Regions from separate parts of the Homo sapiens genome. Here region 2 is linked to region 1. A link is an interaction called in ENCODE POLR2A ChIA-PET data of the cell type or tissue named here. Cell type or tissue: MCF 10A. All regions are shown on one strand. Each heading gives the region's core, and the rest is flanking DNA. Links, peaks and the distances in the headings are about the cores only.

Evidence for each region. ChIA-PET counts read pairs that join two places held together with the same protein. Peaks named below come from ENCODE experiments on the same cell type or tissue, not always from the same donor. Only the 100,000 strongest peaks of a DNase experiment are listed, where the experiment ranks them.
Region 2: POLR2A ChIA-PET joins it to region 1 with 15 read pairs; 14 of 35 experiments call an interaction of 5 or more read pairs at or near these places.

What each region holds. Positions count from the first base shown.
Region 1 is chr15:90,071,674-90,079,976 of GRCh38, reverse strand. ZNF710 (zinc finger protein 710) reads right to left here. Exons shown (of 5, transcript NM_198526.4): 3 at 6,715-6,906; 4 at 5,687-5,861; 5 at 1-317. The coding sequence ends at 148. It overlaps ZNF710-AS1 (ZNF710 antisense RNA 1), which reads left to right. Exons shown (of 2, transcript NR_146321.1): 2 at 5,064-5,465. Among named protein-coding and RNA genes, the nearest start is that of ZNF710-AS1, 6.4 kb to the left of the region's middle. In MCF 10A, for the core only: no CTCF peak of the experiment used is centred there; DNase peaks (open chromatin) are centred at 4,076 and 4,366.
Region 2 is chr15:90,011,578-90,019,905 of GRCh38, reverse strand. The region is part of intron 1 of ZNF710 (zinc finger protein 710); the gene reads right to left. Among named protein-coding and RNA genes, the nearest start is that of MIR3174, 9.0 kb to the right of the region's middle. In MCF 10A, for the core only: no CTCF peak of the experiment used is centred there; a DNase peak (open chromatin) is centred at 3,985.

The DNA of each region.
Region 1 (8,303 bases), core at 1-8,000:
CTAGTGGTGCAAATGACTCGGGGAGGGAGGGCTCAGAACAGTGGGGCAGTAGCTTGTTTCTCGGCTGCAGGAGGTGCAGCCTGCAGCCCATGGGTCTCACCCCCATGCCCTCGCCCCCGGCCCCCGTTAGGGGTGGCCCAGCTTGCGCTATAGCACATTGTAGTAGGCCATCTCTTTCATGGCCTGTTCAGTGAGGACACTGGCCTCGGCGCTGCTGTCCACGCTCGCATAGCTGTAGGCGTTCTCCTCGAAGTCCTCCATCTCCTGCTGGCCGTCGAGCTCTGAAGGGTCAGTGCCTGTCAGCTCCATCATGGGGTCTGTAAGAGAGGGGCACAGTCAGACCTGGCTGCCATCTCTCGGGAGGAGCCAGTCACCCCCACGCAGGAAGCTGATGGCCTTTCTAAAGAGAGGGCTTCCCAGTCACGGCCTCCAGGAGTCTCAGCTGCCTCTCAGCCTTCCCACCCTCGGACGCCTCAGGGTCCTGTGGCTTCTAGCTGGGTGACCAGACCTAGGCCCCAAAGCTGAGTGTGGGGGAGTGGGTGCTATCAGTGAGGGCCTTTGTGGTGGAGAACTGCAGGCCTGGCCTTGAAGCCTTCTTTGGGTCATTCTTCCATTGACCCGTCAAAGTCACTAAGCCCTACTTATCCCTTCTCTGCAATGTTTCTCTGGCCACGGGAAGCTGCCTGCGTGACATCACCTTTGCAGCACTCATTAGCACCTGCTGCATGCCAGCCACTTCGCAGGCCTCGCCTCATCCAGCAATCACAACAGCCCCATTTAGCAGCTCAGAAGGCTGAGGTTTAGAGAGGTGAATCAACTTGCCAAAGGTCACCCAGCACATGCTGTTGTTCTGAGCCACTGTGCTGCTCTGCCTCACACTGCGGGAGGGTGAGGCCTCCTGCCGGCAGCTGTGCTTTTCTGTTGGTTCTAGCCATTGGTATCCTTGGGCCTGGCTCTCCAGGGACAAACACTCAGGGTAGGTTCATAAAGATATGTCAGGCAAAAACTCCTAAGAGGCCCCTTATAATTTTATAAAATTGAAATCTCATTATAAAGCTCTTACAGGGGAAGCCCAGGGTAGGATCTGGGGGAACTGGGAGGCTGGCAGGGGCTGTGGCTGGCCCCCAAAGTGCATTCTGGCCCTGTCCGCTGAGATGTGCGTGTTTTGGGGGAAACAGACCCCAGGCTGGGGGCAGCCCTGACAGGTCTAAGGCAGACTTTCTCAACCTTGGCACTTAGGGCCATAATTCTTTGTTGTGAGGCTGTCCTGTGCATTGTAGGATGTTTGACAGCATCCCTGGCCTCTACCCATGAGATGCCAGTAGCATCACCCCAGTTGTGACAACCATAAATGTCTCCAAACATGGCCAACTGTCACCTGGAAGACAAACTCATGCTCAGTTGAGAACCACTGGTCTAAGAGTAATCCCATCCCTTCCCAATTAGTGGTTCAGGAATAGGCACGTGACCCAATCCTGTTGAATGGGTCATGAGGAAAGGCCTGCTAGTAAGTTCTTAGCACCTTCTCATTGGTGTCAGAGAGCTAAGGGGAGCAGGCTGTCACTCTTCCACTGGATGTGAACAAGGAAGCACACACCCTGACGGCCACTGGCAGCCATCTTGTGACCATGAGGATATTCGCAGCTAATGCTGTGGACAGAGGAAGCCTCACCCTGATGTCACTGTTGGCAAGCTGAATCAGCCAGCTCTGAAGAGGGCCTAGACTTTGAACCATTTCTTTTCTCTTCTTTTTTTTTTTTTTTTTGAGACCGAGTTTCGCTCTTGTTGCCCAGGCTGGAGTGCAATGGTGCAATCTTGGCTCATCACAACCTCCACCTCCTGGGGTCAAGCGATTCTCCTGCCTCAGCCTCCCAAGTAGCTGAGATTACAGGCATGCGCCACCATACCCGGCTAATTTTTTTTGTATTTTTAGTAGAGACGGGGTTTCTCCATGTTGGTCAGGCTGGTCTTGAACTCCCAATCTCAGGTGATCCGCCTGCCTCGGCCTCTCAAAGTGCTGGGATTACAGGCGTGAGCCACTGCGCCTGGCCCCATTTCTTTTCTTTTTTTGACAAGGTCTTGCTCTATTGCCAAGGCTGGGGTGCAGTGGTGCAATCATGGCTCACTGCAGCCTCAAACTCAAAGTGATCCTCCCAACTCAACCTCCCGAGTAGCTGGGACGATAGGTGTGCGCTACCACACCTGGTCTTGAGCCATTTCTTAATGGATTTCCTTATTGTTTAGGCCAGTCTGAATGGGTATCTGTTACTTGTGCCTGTAGCATCTAACCCACTGTGAGTCTTCCGGACTTTATAAAACAAGGTCACTTGACCCATATCTTATAGATTTGGGCTGTTTCTTCCCTCAGTCCTAGTGCCACACCCTCATGTTACACAGCTGGTTTCAAAAACAAGCTAAATAAAGCACCTTGGGGGCCAGGCGCAGTGGCTCATGCCTGTAATCCCAGCACTTTGGGAGGCCAAGGCAGGCAGATCATGAGGTCAGGAGATCAAGACCATCCTGGCTAACACCGTGAAACCCCGTCTCTACTAAAAATACAAAAAAATTAGCCGGGCGTGGTGGCAGGCGCCTGTAGTCCCAGCTACTTGGGAGGCTGAGGCAGGAGAATGGCGTGAACCCAGGAGGTGGAGCTTGCAGTGAGCCGAGATCGCGCCACTGCACTCCAGCCTGGGTGAAAGAGCAAGACTCCGTCTCAAAAAAAAAAAAAAAAAAAAAAGCACCTTGAGAAAATTTCTACTTGTGGATCTCTGTACACCGTCCCCATTTTGTTTATTAAGTCTATGGTCCCGTCCTGTGGGCCCCAGAGAATAGTCTGTAGCATTTTTTATAAGGACATTGATCCACCTCCCCAAATGACAGCCCCATAGTTACTAGATCGTTCTGTCTAGAATGTATGCTGCCTTCCTTCTGCATACGCATCAAGCCTGGGCTTCCCAGACCAAGGCTGTATGAGGGAGGTGGGGACCTGGAGCCCAGTCATTCCAGGGCCAATCGCTTCCTTCTGTCATCTGGTACGGCCAGGAATAGAGGAATTCTAAGCATCCCTGGTGACTGAGCTCATATAGAAAGAGGTTGTGCCTTAACCACCCCGAGGAACAAGGTGTACAGGGACAGTCTTTTTAAAAAATCTTGTTTGGGTGGTGGGATGGGGGTGGGGCGATTTCTGGTAAAAACTGGAAAACCTGCTAAATGAATGCTTTTTTTTTTTTTTTTTTGAGTCAAAGTCTCACTCTGTCACCCAGGCTGGAGTGCAGTGACACAATCTCGGCTCACTGCAACCTCTGCCTCCCAGGTTCAAGTGATTCTCCTGCCTCAGCCTCCCGAGTAGCTGGGATTACACGCATGTGCCAACACGCCCAGCTAATTTTTGTATTTTTAGTAGAGACGGGGTTTCATCATGTTAGCCAGGCTGGTCTCGAACTCCCAACCTCAGGTGATCTGCCCACCTTGGGATTTGCCTCCCAAAGTGTTGGGATTATAGGCGTGAGCCAGTACGCCCAGCCTAACAAATTCTAAAAGAGCTGTAACACTGACAGTCTCTTCATGGTCCCAGTTATTTCCAAAAGGGCACGTTCTGCTCTGGTTCCTTCTGGTGGGTTAGCAACAGGGCAGATCCACTAGAATACAGCTCTCAAAATCTACTGCACATGGACTCACCCAAAGTGCTTTACAAAAATCCTGATCCCAGGCCACATTCCAGATCACTTACATTTGAACCTCAGGTCCAAACTCAGGCATCAGCATTTAAAACATTCCTCAGGTGACTCCCAACATGCAGCTGATTTGCCAGCCAGCCCTCTGCAGTCTGGATCAAAGGTTCTCAACATGAGGTCCCTGAACCAGCGGCTGCTTTGCTAAGAACTGGGAACTTGTGGGAAAGGCAGCGTCTCAGACCCCACCCCAGATCTACTGAATCAGAAACTCTGGGGGTGGGGCCAGCACTTTGTTTCAACAAGCCCTCCAGGAGACTCTGAGGCACTAGTCTGGTCCAGTGGGTCTCAAACTTGACTGCAACAAATGGCCCAGAGATCTTTTTGAAGTGTAGAGTCTGACTCAGCAGGTGTGGGTGGAGCTGAGAGGCCAGCAAGATCCCAGGTGGGGCCGAGGCTGCTCATCCTCCTACCACATTTTGAGTAGCAAGGAGCTACCAAGAGCAGCCGACGGGGTTTCATTCTCGTCTACTGGAAGCAACCTTAATAGACAACTGAAAAACAAAACAAAACAACTGAGATACCTGTTTCTGCCAGAAAACCCAGGCCATTCACTGGTCAGCTGTTCCAAAACCAGAGTTAAGCTACTGCAGCTGTTCCCGCGTGCCTGCCTGCATTCCAGTAAATAATCCCACGTGGCAAGTCAGCTCACCTGGTTACTGCCAAAGCATGTTCCCAGCTGGTGTGACTCAGAGGCACACCAGAATTTCTTTATTATAATTTGGCGATAGGGTCTTGCTTTGCCACGCAGGCTGGAGTGCCGTGGTCCGATCACAGTTCACTACAGCCTTGAACTCCTGGGCTCAAGTGATCTTCCTGCCTTAGACTCCCAAGTAGCTGAGATTATAGGCACACGCCACCACACCCAGCTAATTTAAAAATATTTTTGTAGAGACCAGGTCTCACTATGTTGCCTGGTTTGGTATCAAACTCCTGGCCTTAAGGGATCCTCCTGCCTCGGCCTCCCAAAGTGCCAGGATTATAGGTGTGAGCCATCATGCCCAGCCAGAGCACCAGAAATAGCTCCCAACTGTAGAAGGAGCCTCCCTGTAGCGCTGTTGGCTCCCTCCTTCCTGTGGAGTCTCCACAGCAGTCCCTCCCCACCATGAGGCCAGAGAGGCTAACAGCTTTGCTGTCACCCAACAGAAATGCTTTAAGTACTGACCACTGCTGGAGGGAAAGGCTACCGCTAACACTTGGGATGTTTTCTGACAGCCTCTGAAACTTCTACGAACTGCTGAGGCATAGGATCCTCTCCTAAAATTTCTCCCAGATCTTAACGTCAGGGCTGTCTGGCCCTTTCATGAGTATGTGGGTTATAGTCTCTGGCAGGCACTTGTGAAGAGTGTGACTGATTGACACTTTTTTGCCTTGGTTGCTGGGAAGCTCAGATCTCCCCTCTGCATGTCCCTTGCTTAGGACCTCCCATGGTGTACTTGGAGTTGGGACCTCACCTGGCTCTCCCTTATCTTTCCGGCTGCCATTTTTTCCCCTTTCTAACTTTCTTTCCCATACACTTATTTGAAATATTATCTCACGGTAACGAAATAAAGTGTCTGTCACCTCCTGCTGTGTTGTCATCTTGCATGAGCTATCTAAGTTCTCTGTTCTTCAGTTTCTGCATCTGTAAAACGATGACAATGACAGAGCCAACCTCGCTTTGAGGATCACATGAGTTAATAAAGGCCTGGCACACAGTTAGCACTCAATAAATGTTAGTTATGATTTTTATTATATTGTTTACGTGATCTCATTTAAGTCCTTTGAAGAAGACATAAATATCCCATCGTTATTGTCATCATGGCCTTCCAGGGTACCCCCCTTCCAGACCTGAGCCCACCCCAACGAAGTCTCAGCCTTGGCCAGCCTCCCCACTCCTCTAACTGGGCAGGAGGCTCCTGAGTGCGTCATGTTGGTATCATTCCTGCTCTGTCCATTGCGCTTGGCCCACCCACCTTGGCTGTCCAGGCCGATGTCCATGACGCCATGCTTGACCTTCATGTGCCGGCTCAGGTTGCCCTTGAGATTAAACTTGCTGGAGCAGTAGGGGCACTTGAAGGGCTTGCTGCCGGCGTGCAGGTGCATGTGGCCCAGCAGGTTGTACATGCGGTTGAAGGACTTCCCGCACACCTAGAACACATCAACCCGGTGTCCTGAGCCTGTGGGGAACCTGCTTTCCCCGGACCCCAGCCCACTCCCACCTCTATGGCTGGGCCAGAATCCTATTCTTTTGTTTTTTTTTTTTGTTTTTTTTTTGAGACAGACTCTCACTCTGTTGTCCAGGCTGGAGTGCAGTGGCATGATCTCGGCTCACTGCAACTTCTGCCTCCTGGGTTCAAGAGATTCTCCTGCCTTAGTCTCCCGAGTAGCTGGGACTACAGGCACGTGCCACCACGCCCAGCTAATTTTTTGTATGTTTAGTAGAGAAGGGGTTTCACCACATTGGCTAGGCTGGTCTCGAACTCCTTACCTCAAATGATCCACCCACCTCAGCCTCCCAAAATGCTGGGATTACAGGCATGCACCACCATGCCTGGCCCAGAATCCTGTTCTTTATGGACAGTTCTCTCTTTATGCTTTTCCATGTGACCCCAGACACCCGAGAGACAGGGACACAAGCCATCCATTGGGGGTCACTGCTCCTGTGAGTCTGCCCCACTTTCTCTGAGCTGCACTTATCAGAAACCCAGGGCTTGGATCTCTAGCTGCACTAAGCCCTCAGGCTGGGGTCCTTTCTCTGTGGCTGCACCATGACCTTCACTCCCTCCCCAGCTCTCAGAAAAACCCAACTTCAGCAGCTTTCAGGATGTGAATCCCCGCCTGCCCTCCCAACCCCCAAAGCCCAGGCTAAGTTTCACCCAGCCGGGGCTCCTCTTGCCCGCACTGGCCAGGCTGGCGCTTGGTGGGCCACAGCTGCTGCAGGCATGCTGATTCCAGACCACCCTCGGGGAGGTCCCAGCCCCGGGGCCTGATGACCGGGTACCTTGCATTTGAATGGCTTCACGGGCGAGTGTACAATCATGTGGGTCTTGAGAGTCTGCTTCTGTACAAAGGTCTTGAAGCAGATGTGGCACTGGTAGGGCCGGACGCTGGTGTGGATCAGCATGTGCCGCTTCATGTTCGCCTGTAGGGTGAACTCCCGGCCACACACCTCGCACTTGAACTCCTTCACGCCCTGTGGGGTGGGGGGTGATGGTCAGGGCCACACAATGGGCACAGCCTCTGGCAGTGACCCTTTGTGGGGAGCCGGGTAGGGGCAGGGCCATAGCATCACAAAGGCACACTTTCTGGGAAATGTCTCTTTTTGAGGGTATTCCAAAATAGGTAACACTTGTTTAAAACCACCGAAGAATGTGGGGGCAGAGCCACTTACTCCAGGAAGCCTTTCAGTAATAGAAATAGGCTGTGCTTTACTGTAACGATCCAGATACCTGCTGTCTCCTGCCCCCAGGGTGGATGTGTACATAAGGTCTGTACTAGTGCACTAAGGCAAATGTGTGCTCATTCATTCATTCATTCAACAACCATTTACCGGGCACCTGCTCCAAGCCAGTACCACACTAGGCGGCAGGGGTCTGTCGCCAAGAAGACACAGGGTCTGCCCGCTGTCTGTGGACTATTTCATCAGATCAAGGACACGTGTATGTGTTTTTATCCTCCATGCTGTCTCTTGGTGGCCTTTTTGGTTCAGACCCTTTTGATAATATGATTGAAGCTATGGACACCCCCCCAAAAATGGCACTTAGGTCTATGTAGAATTTCGAAGGGTCTCAAACTCCCAGAGCCTATCCACTCATCTCTTGAAAGTGTTTTCCTAATTTCCCTGGTGATAACAGCCACCTGTAGTTCTCATCCAACATACAGCCTTGCAGGCCGCTCCCTGGAGGGTCTAATTCATGGGGCCTGGGATGGGCCCAGGAATTTTTATTCTCAACAGGGCCCCCAGATGATTCTTATCATTGATGGACTTTGGGCTATTCACCCCCAGGAGACATGGATTCCAGGAGAAAACCCACTGGTTTGGACTGTGAACTTTCTTTTCTACGGTTTGGAGGTCACTCCCAGAGCAGGACAGGGTGTTGTGTGCAAAGGGGTCCAATTTATTATCCATGGAGGAAAATTAGGATAAAAGCTGGGAGCTGGGCTGGGCACGGTGGCTCACACCTGTAATCCCAGCATTTTGGGAGGCTGAGGCAAGAGGATCACCTGAGGCCAGGAACTCAAGACTAGTGTGGACAACATAGCAAGACCCTATCTCTAAAATTTGAAAAAGGCCGGGCACGGTGGCTCATGCCTGTAATCCCAGCACTTTGGGAGGCTAAGGTGGGCAGATCACAAGGTCAGGAGTTCGAGACCAGGCTGGCCAACATGGTGAAACCCTATCTCTACTAAAAATACAATAATTAGCTGAGCGTGGTATGCGCCTGTAATCCCAGCTACTCAGGAGGCTGAGGCAGTAGAATTGCTTAAACCCAGGAGGCGGAGGTTGCAGTGAGCTGAGATCACACCACTGCACTCCAGCTTGGGTGACAGAGTAAGCCTCCGTCTCAAAAAAAAAAAAAAAAAGAGTAA
Region 2 (8,328 bases), core at 207-8,206, 60 kb after region 1:
GGAGCATTCTCTTGGAAGAAAGACCAGCCTAAGTTCTCTGACAGACTCTGGAATCCTCAAAGCCAGCTCTCTGTCCCGGGCACCCTAACGGCTGGCACCAGAGAAGGTTACCCTGGGGAGCCACAGGCCTGCAGCTTCCTGGGGTCATGGGAGGCAAGACAGGGTCTCTGGGCCCAGCCCTCGCACTCCCATTGTAAAGCGACGGGCCAGGATGACAGACTCCCTTTCCTAGGTCAGCTGTGCCCGGAGTCTCTCAGGCCCTTCCTTGCCATTTACTCTCAGCCAACCTGTATGACCCGTGAGAAACATTAGGAAACAGAGGTCTGAAAGACTCACAACCATGTTTAAAAGAATGGGAGTTAGTATTTGGCTAAACAGAATCCAAATATGATACAATGTGTCTGGGGGCAATTTACCCATCTAGACGAACAGCCTTTAGAATGTGTCCTTGGCCCAGTGATTCTCTTCTGGAGATGTATCCCAAGGAAATAACCAAGTCTGTGGGCAAATATACCCAAGGATGTTTACCACAGCATTCTTTACAAGACAGAAACAGAGGAAACAAGCTAAATGTAGGAGATTGGTTAAATAAATGATAGTCCATCTGTTCAAAAGAACTATACAACCCTTTAAAGTGACTTGACGGAGGCTGCTTAACCTGATGGAAATTTTAATCACATGTTGTAAAGTAAAAGCAAAAAAAAAAAAAAAAAAAAAAGAAAGAAAAAGTAATAAGATGGTACAAACAGTATGATCTCATCTTTTGAAATTGAAAAATATTCTGGGGGGGCTATACAATATACTAAAATATTAATAATTATAGGTGGTTTTTATCTTTTTTGCCTACTTATAGTCCCTAAATTTTCTGCAATAATCATCAACCTCTTTGTAGCAAGAAAAAAAAATCAATAAAAGCTATTTTCTAAAAAACAAAAGGAAGAGATACAAGATCCAAGAGACTGTTCATTCCTTGGGCATTCAAATCTAAGATGGATTAAAAAACAAACAAACAAACAAAAAACCACTAGACAGAGACATCTTAAATCCACCTAAGAATATTTAAGAATATTTTCAAGGTGGTTTCCAGGACAGGGAAATTAGAATCCTCCAGAAGGCCCTACTGAGCACAGGAAGACTGAGAGCCACCAGCAGGGAGACACATCCTCCAGCAACGTCCATGAAGACCCAGGGCCCAGCTTTCCTGTGTGGGCCCTTCCAGTCACTGTAGCTGAGTGGGGAGGTGAGGGGCAGGCAGGGGCCAAGGTGCAAAAAGGCAAAGCAGACATGACCTCTGTCCTGGTTTACGGAAAGGGCAATGGCCGTTTCTTTAGACAGTGAATTCAAAGAGGAGGCGAAAAAAGGCCAGTTCTTAATCTGAGATTTGTTAATCTAGGTGGCGACAAGAAATGAATTTTTACAACCACGGTAGGAAAACCCCAGCTGGGCGCGGTGGCTCACGCCTGTAATCTCAGCACTTTGGGAGGCCACGGTAGGCGGATCACCTGAAGTCAGGAGTTCAAGACCAGCCTGCCAACATGGTGAAACCCCGGCTCTACTAAAAATACAAAAAGTAGCTGGGTGTGGTGGCACACGCCTGTGATCCCAGCTATTCAGGAAGCTGAGGCAGGTGAACTGCTTGAATCCGGGAGGCGGAGGTTGCAGTGAGTCGAGATCACGCCACTGTCCTCCAGTCTGGGTGACAGAGCAAGACTCCATTTCAAAAAAAAAAAAAAAAGAAAAAAGAAAAGAAAAGCCCCAAAACAGGGATTTGGAAGAGAAATTCTAACAAGCTCTGTAATTGAAGCAAAAGAACACAGCTGATGTTACACAGAAGTTTTTCTGGGGGAGACAGAACACAAGAAGATGATGGAGCAGAATGCTGGGTAGGACGTCCAGAGCGCTCACAGCACACTGTGAGTGAGAAGCTAGCCTTTGCTAAGAGAGATGCCCTGGAGCCCAAGGAAGGAGATTCCATAGGGCATGGCCTTAATTATTCAAGCACCAGGAAAACCTGAGGAGCAGTGGGGAGGTGTCTCAATGTTGCCGGTCCCTTTATGATCAAAAGCCAAAAGCTTTAAAGTCTATTTCAGATATCAAAATGCATCCATTTGGGAACCGTTTCCTGGGTGCTTCCCATCCATTCTCGAATTCTGCAAACAACTGGGCACTGATGAGTATAAACTTTCCAGGGGAACAGCACCATGCTGTTCAAGACACTCCCACCTTCACCAAGTAACCAAACAAAAGTGGACAGGATGGGTCATTAGGATGCATCCCTTGCAAGATGCCAAGCAGTATAGTGACAGGATGTTGGACATGCCAGCTCAGGCCCACAGATCCCGAAAACTTCCTACCCCCGAGAGCATTCCTCAGCCCAAAAGGACCCTGCTTCTTTCTTAAAGAATGATGACTCCAAGTTAGAAAATAAATATGGCACCACACACAAGGACAGCCGGAGCTGGATGATTTTGTATCTCTTAAAGACATCAAATTCTTCCCCTGGTGAAGCTATAGCCTGTAAATTACAGCCTTGTATTATATATGGCCAACACTTTCAGCTTTGTTCTCCATACAGCATTTCTCATCAGCAAGGAGGAAGCAGTCAATACCCTACTTTGAAAAACAGCACAGGTGGTTCTGGGAAACAAATAATAAAAATGCACCTCTCCCTCCCTTTAATTAAAGACATGCTATCCAATGGCACTTCTGAATAGAAAAATATTTTTAAAAAGTTATTCTCCCAGAATCTTCCAAGTACCAAGTGCCTTTACCCCTAAAAAGTTCCCTGCCATAAAACAAAGTGAATGCACCAGCTTAGGGAGCCAGGAAATGCTCCCTCAGCACCTGGCAGCAGCTGGCACCTACCTGAGGCCAGTTTACAGACAGAAAGAAAAGCTCCCTTGAAATAACGCTAAGGTTCAGACATTCTGATAAAAGCTGGGAACTTCAAAGGCAGGACTGCAGAGCCAATCCGTAATCCTCCTCGAAGTGTCTGATGTGGCTGGCTGGGCTCTGGGCTTGCCTTTACCACCTACTGCCTGAGCTTTTGCCCCGTAGGCACAAGCCAGCTGCAGAGGCAGGAGTGGAAGTTTCTTTACAGTCACTCCCTTTGCAGAGATGGGTCTAGGCTATGGTGTATGGCCATTTGTCCTTGACCAATGAAATGTTGGTTAAAAAAAACAAGAGGCCAGGCACAGTGGCCCACGCCTATAATCCTTGGGAAGCCAAGGTGGAAGAATCACTGAGGCCGTTAGCTTGAGACCAGCACAGACCCCACCTCTACAAAAAATTTAAAAATGAGCCAGGCATGATGGTACATGCCTGTAGTCCCAGCTACTTGGGAGGCCGAGGCAGGAGGATCACTTGAGCCCAGGAGTTTGAGGCTGCAGTGAGCTATGATCGTACCACTGCATTCTAGCGTGGGTGACAGAGTGAGACCTGTCTCAAAAAAATAAAATAAATATAAGAAAGCAAGAAAAGAAAACTGACAGAGATGAGTCCAATGGCTCTGGAGTCAGGACTGAATTCAATGCCAGGTTCCAAGGCTAACTCTCTCCATGAACTTGGGCAAGTCATTTCAGACTTCTGAGCTTCAGTTTCTCGGTCTAAAAATGATAACCTTGCACCAGTTTCTGGAGAGTATTAACTGAAATCGTCTATGTGAAAATGCAGAGCAAAGGTGAAAGACTTCTTCCCCACCTCCGCCTACCCTCCTTTCTTTCTACCCATCCTTTTTTCCTTCTTTAAAAAAAATTATTAGGTAGTATGTGCACAAGGTACAAGATTCAAAATACAGAAAAAGATACACCATGAAAAGTCAGCCCCGACTGTGGGAAACCACTGTTACCAGCCTCCTAGATATCCTTGCGGAGCTACTGCATAAGCAGGCATTCTATCCCTCTCTCTCACTTAAAATGTCTTAGTTGGTACATAGTGTACATTGGTACATAGGGCGTGTCCATTCTTTATTACAACTGCACAGAATTGCATCGTATGGCATTGGGCGCGGTGACTCACGCCTGTAATCCCAACACTTTGGGAGGCTGAAGGGGGGATTGCTTGAGTCCAGGAGTTCGAGACCAGCCTGGGCAATATAGTGAGACCTTGTCTCTACAAAAAATTTAAAAATTAGCTGGGTGGGTTTTCTCAGTATTTACGGGCATGCGCCTGTGTTCCCAGATACTTGGGAAGCTGAGGTGGGAGGATCGCTTAAGCCTGGGAGGTCGAGGCTGCAGCGGGCTGTGACTGCGCCATTGCACTCCAGCCTGGATGACAAGAGCAAGACCCCGTCTCAAAAAAAAAAAAAAAAAGAATTGCATTGTATGGTGGCTGGATAATTTATTTACCAGTTCTCTAGTGACGGACATTCTGGCTGTTTCCTTTCTCTTTTCCTTTTACAAGCAATGATGCAATTAACTATCTTGAAAAATGCATCATTTCACACATGTACAATTTATCTGTTAAGAGAAATTTCCAAAAGAGAAATTGCCCGTGCACTTTTAATTTTAATAACTATTGCCAGAATTTCCTCCATAAAAGTTGTACTGATTTACACCTCTATCAACAACTATGAGAGTATCTGTTCCCCACCAACACATCTCCACAGAAAACTTGTGTTTCTCTTATTGCTAGTGGGCTCTCACATTCTCATATGGTTCAGAACCTTTTCTGTGAACTGTCTGTGTTTTTAGCCTGCTTTAAAAATTTGGTTGATGGGCCAGGCGCAGTGGCTCATGCCTGTAATCCCAGCACTTTGGGAGGCTGAGGCGGGTGGATCACCTGAGGTCAAGAGTTCAAGACCAGCTTGACCAACATGGAGAAACCCCATCTCTACTAAAAGTACAAAATTAGCTGGGGTAGTGGTGCATGCCTGTAATCCCAGCTACTCAGGAGGCTGAGGCAGGAGAATCGCTTGAACCTGGAAGACAGAGGCTGCGGTGAGGCAAGATCGCGCCATTGTACTTCAGCCTGGGCAACAAGAGCAAAACTCCATCTCAAAAAAAAAAAAAAAAAAATTCAGTTGATGGTCTTTTTCTTAATGACTTGTAGGAACTCTTTAGATATTAAGGAAATGGAAATGAGCTCCATGATATATGTTGCAAAAATGCTTTCCCAATTTTGAGAACTGGGAGACTCCTTTGATTTTATGATGGATTCTGCCAAGAAGAAATTCTTTACTTGCATAGGGTCAAATATATTAATTTTTTCTCTTATGACTTCTGGGTTTTAAGTCATTCTTAGAAAGTACTTTCTCCAAGTTCATTTTTAAAAATATTTACCATCTTTAACCCAACTGAAATTTATTTTGTTTTAATGTGTTCGTTTTTTAGATGGCCATCTAGTTAAACCAGGTCATAATTTTTTAAATGCCATCTTTTTTTTTTTTTTTTTTTAAGAGATAGGGTCTCACTATGTTTCCCAGACTGGATTCAAACTCCCGGGTACAACTGATCCTCCCACCTCAGCCTCTAGTGTAGCTGGGATTACAGGAACACACCATCATGCCTGGTTCTGCCATCTTTATTTTATATTAACCCATCTTGAAGTCCCTTCTCCTTCCTCTCTTCCAACTCATGCCCAGTTACCTCAGAATTACACTCTTTCTTACCACAGCCCTCCCATCCCTTCATTCAATTTGTGAGTCAAGAGTTGATCCATGGTACTGTGACTGACAGCCACACAGCTGCATCGGATGTCAGTGTCTTAGAACAAGTAGAGACCTCAGAGCATCCTTTCATTTTACAGCTAAGGATACTGAGATCCAAAGAGGTAAACTGGCTTTGTCCAAGACCGGGGGTGCTTGGGCTTGTGATTTTTTTTTTTTTTATTACTATTCAAAAAGAAGAGAAGTACTGGTTTTGCCATAAATTCTATTTGATCAATAAATATCTATGAAACAACTACTCTGCACAACAGTGAGCCAGGAACTGGGGCTCCAGAAATAAATGATACAGCTCTGGGCTTTCAAAAAGCTCAGAATCCAGTGTGGGGTCCGAACGTGTACACTCACAGACTAATAGGTAATGCAACAGTGGCCTGTGAACGCTGTGAATGTGGAAAGACCAGATAATTTTGCAACATATGGTGTGGGGAAGGCTCAAGAGATACTGAGTTTTTAATTGGACCTGAAATGATTAGGACTTTGACCAAAAATCGAGAGAAGGCATTTGGCAATATAGCGACAATGGGACAAAGGAGAGCGTCTGGTGATATGTATTCAGGAAGGAAGTAATCTTAGTGTTAGCTGTGGGTGGAGTTTTAAAAAAAAGGTTCCTCTGAGAATCTGTGGTCATTGGCAGGCTCTTATGTGGGTTTAGGTTCTGGTTGTCAAAACTGCAAGCTAAGAATTATAGAGAAATGAATCCATCTGTAGGCCCTTCAGGTACCTAGCAGAAGGAAACACACATCCTCCCTGAGAAGGGACTCTCATCCTATACCTCAAAGAATTCTCACAGATAGAATCCTAATAAGCATAAGCTTGCAATCAAAAATCACACAACACCTGGCCAGGCACAGTGGTCACACCTGTAATACCAGTACTTTGGGAGGCCAAGGTGGGCAGATCACTTGAGGTCAGAAGTCCGAGACCAGCCTGGCCAACATGGTGAAACCCCATCTCTACTACAAATACAAAACTTAGCCAGGCATGGTGGTGGACACACCTGTAATCCCAGCTCCTCAGGAGACTGAGCCAGGAGAATCACTTGAACCCGGGGGAGGTGGAGGTTGCAGCAAGCCGAGATTGTGCCACTGCACTCCAGCCTGGGCAACAAGAATGAAACTCCATCTCAAATGAATAACTAAATAAATAAACAAACAAAAAGCAAAAATCACAGAACACCTAAGGAACACACCCTCATGAGTGGAAGTCAGCAGAAGCATCAAACAATACAACTATAATTGCAAATACTTTAGATATTAGATTTATTGGATACAGAATACAAAATAAACGTGTTTAATATGATTAAAGAAATAAAGTGAGGAATTAAAAAACACAAGGAGTAAGAGATTGTTTTTTAAAAGACCGAGCATATTTGAAAAATAATAAAATAGAAACCCAGAAATAAAAAAAAATAATCATTCACATTACAAGCTCAATGGATGAGCATCAAAAATAACAACTGCAATGGAGTAAAACACATTAGATATATTAAATCTATGAGTTAATATTGATATTAAAAATACCTCAGTGAAGGGCTAAACAGGGATTAGAGATAACTAAAGAGAGAATTAGTGACCTAGAAAACAAGAAATTACCCCTTCATTGCTCTGTTCATGGAAAAAAAAATTACCCTGAAAACACCCGGAATAAAAAAAGATTAAAAATGAAAAAGTTGGCCAGGCATGGAGGCTCACGCCTGTAATCCCAGCACTTTGGGAGGCCGAGGCGGGTGGATCACAAGGTCAGGGGATCGAGACTATCCTGGCTAACACGGTGAAACCCCGTCTCTACTAAAAATACAAAAAATCAGCCAGGTGTGGTGGCGGTTGCCTGTAGTCCAGGGGAATGGTGTGAACCCGGGGGGCGGAGCTTGCAGTGAGCCAAGATTGTGCCACTGCACTCCAGCCTGGGAGACAGAGCAAGACTACAAAAAAAAAAAAAAAAAAAAAAAAATGCACACTCAAAACAACCACAGAGAAGAATTTATCTAAGGGAACAATACTTGGGCTACCAACTTCTTTTTCTTTTTTTTTTTCTTTTGAGATGGAGTCTCCCTCTGTTGCCAGGCTGGAATGCAGTAGCGCCATCTCAGCTCACTGCAACCTCTACCTCCCGGGTTCAAGCGATTCTCATGCCTCAGCCTCCCGAGTAGCTGGGACTACAGGCACACGCCACCACACTTAGCTCATTTTTGTATTTTTAGTAGAAACAGGGTTTCACCATGTTGGCCAGGATTGTCGCAATCTCTTGACCTCATGATCCACCTGCCTCAGCCTCCCAAAGTGCTGGGGTTACGGGCGTGAGCCACCACGCCCAGCCCCCAGCTTCTTAATATCAACAATGAAAGCCTGAAGACAGTGGAATGACGCTTGTAAATACTGAGAAAATAATGGTCAGGCTAATGTTTTATACCCAGCAAAACTATCTTTTAAGAGTAAGGATGAAGCCATTATTATATATATTCTAGGCTAAAAAAAAGAAGAAGAAGAAAAAAAAGAATAAGGATGAAATAAGATTTCAGCCAAACGGACACTGAAAGCTTATGACTAAAAGACCTTTGCCACATGATGTTCTGATCCCAGAAAGAAGACCTGAGATGAAAGGGAAAATGTGAGTAAAAGGTAAATATGTGGAAAATAAAAACAAAGGATTAAGTGTATATAACA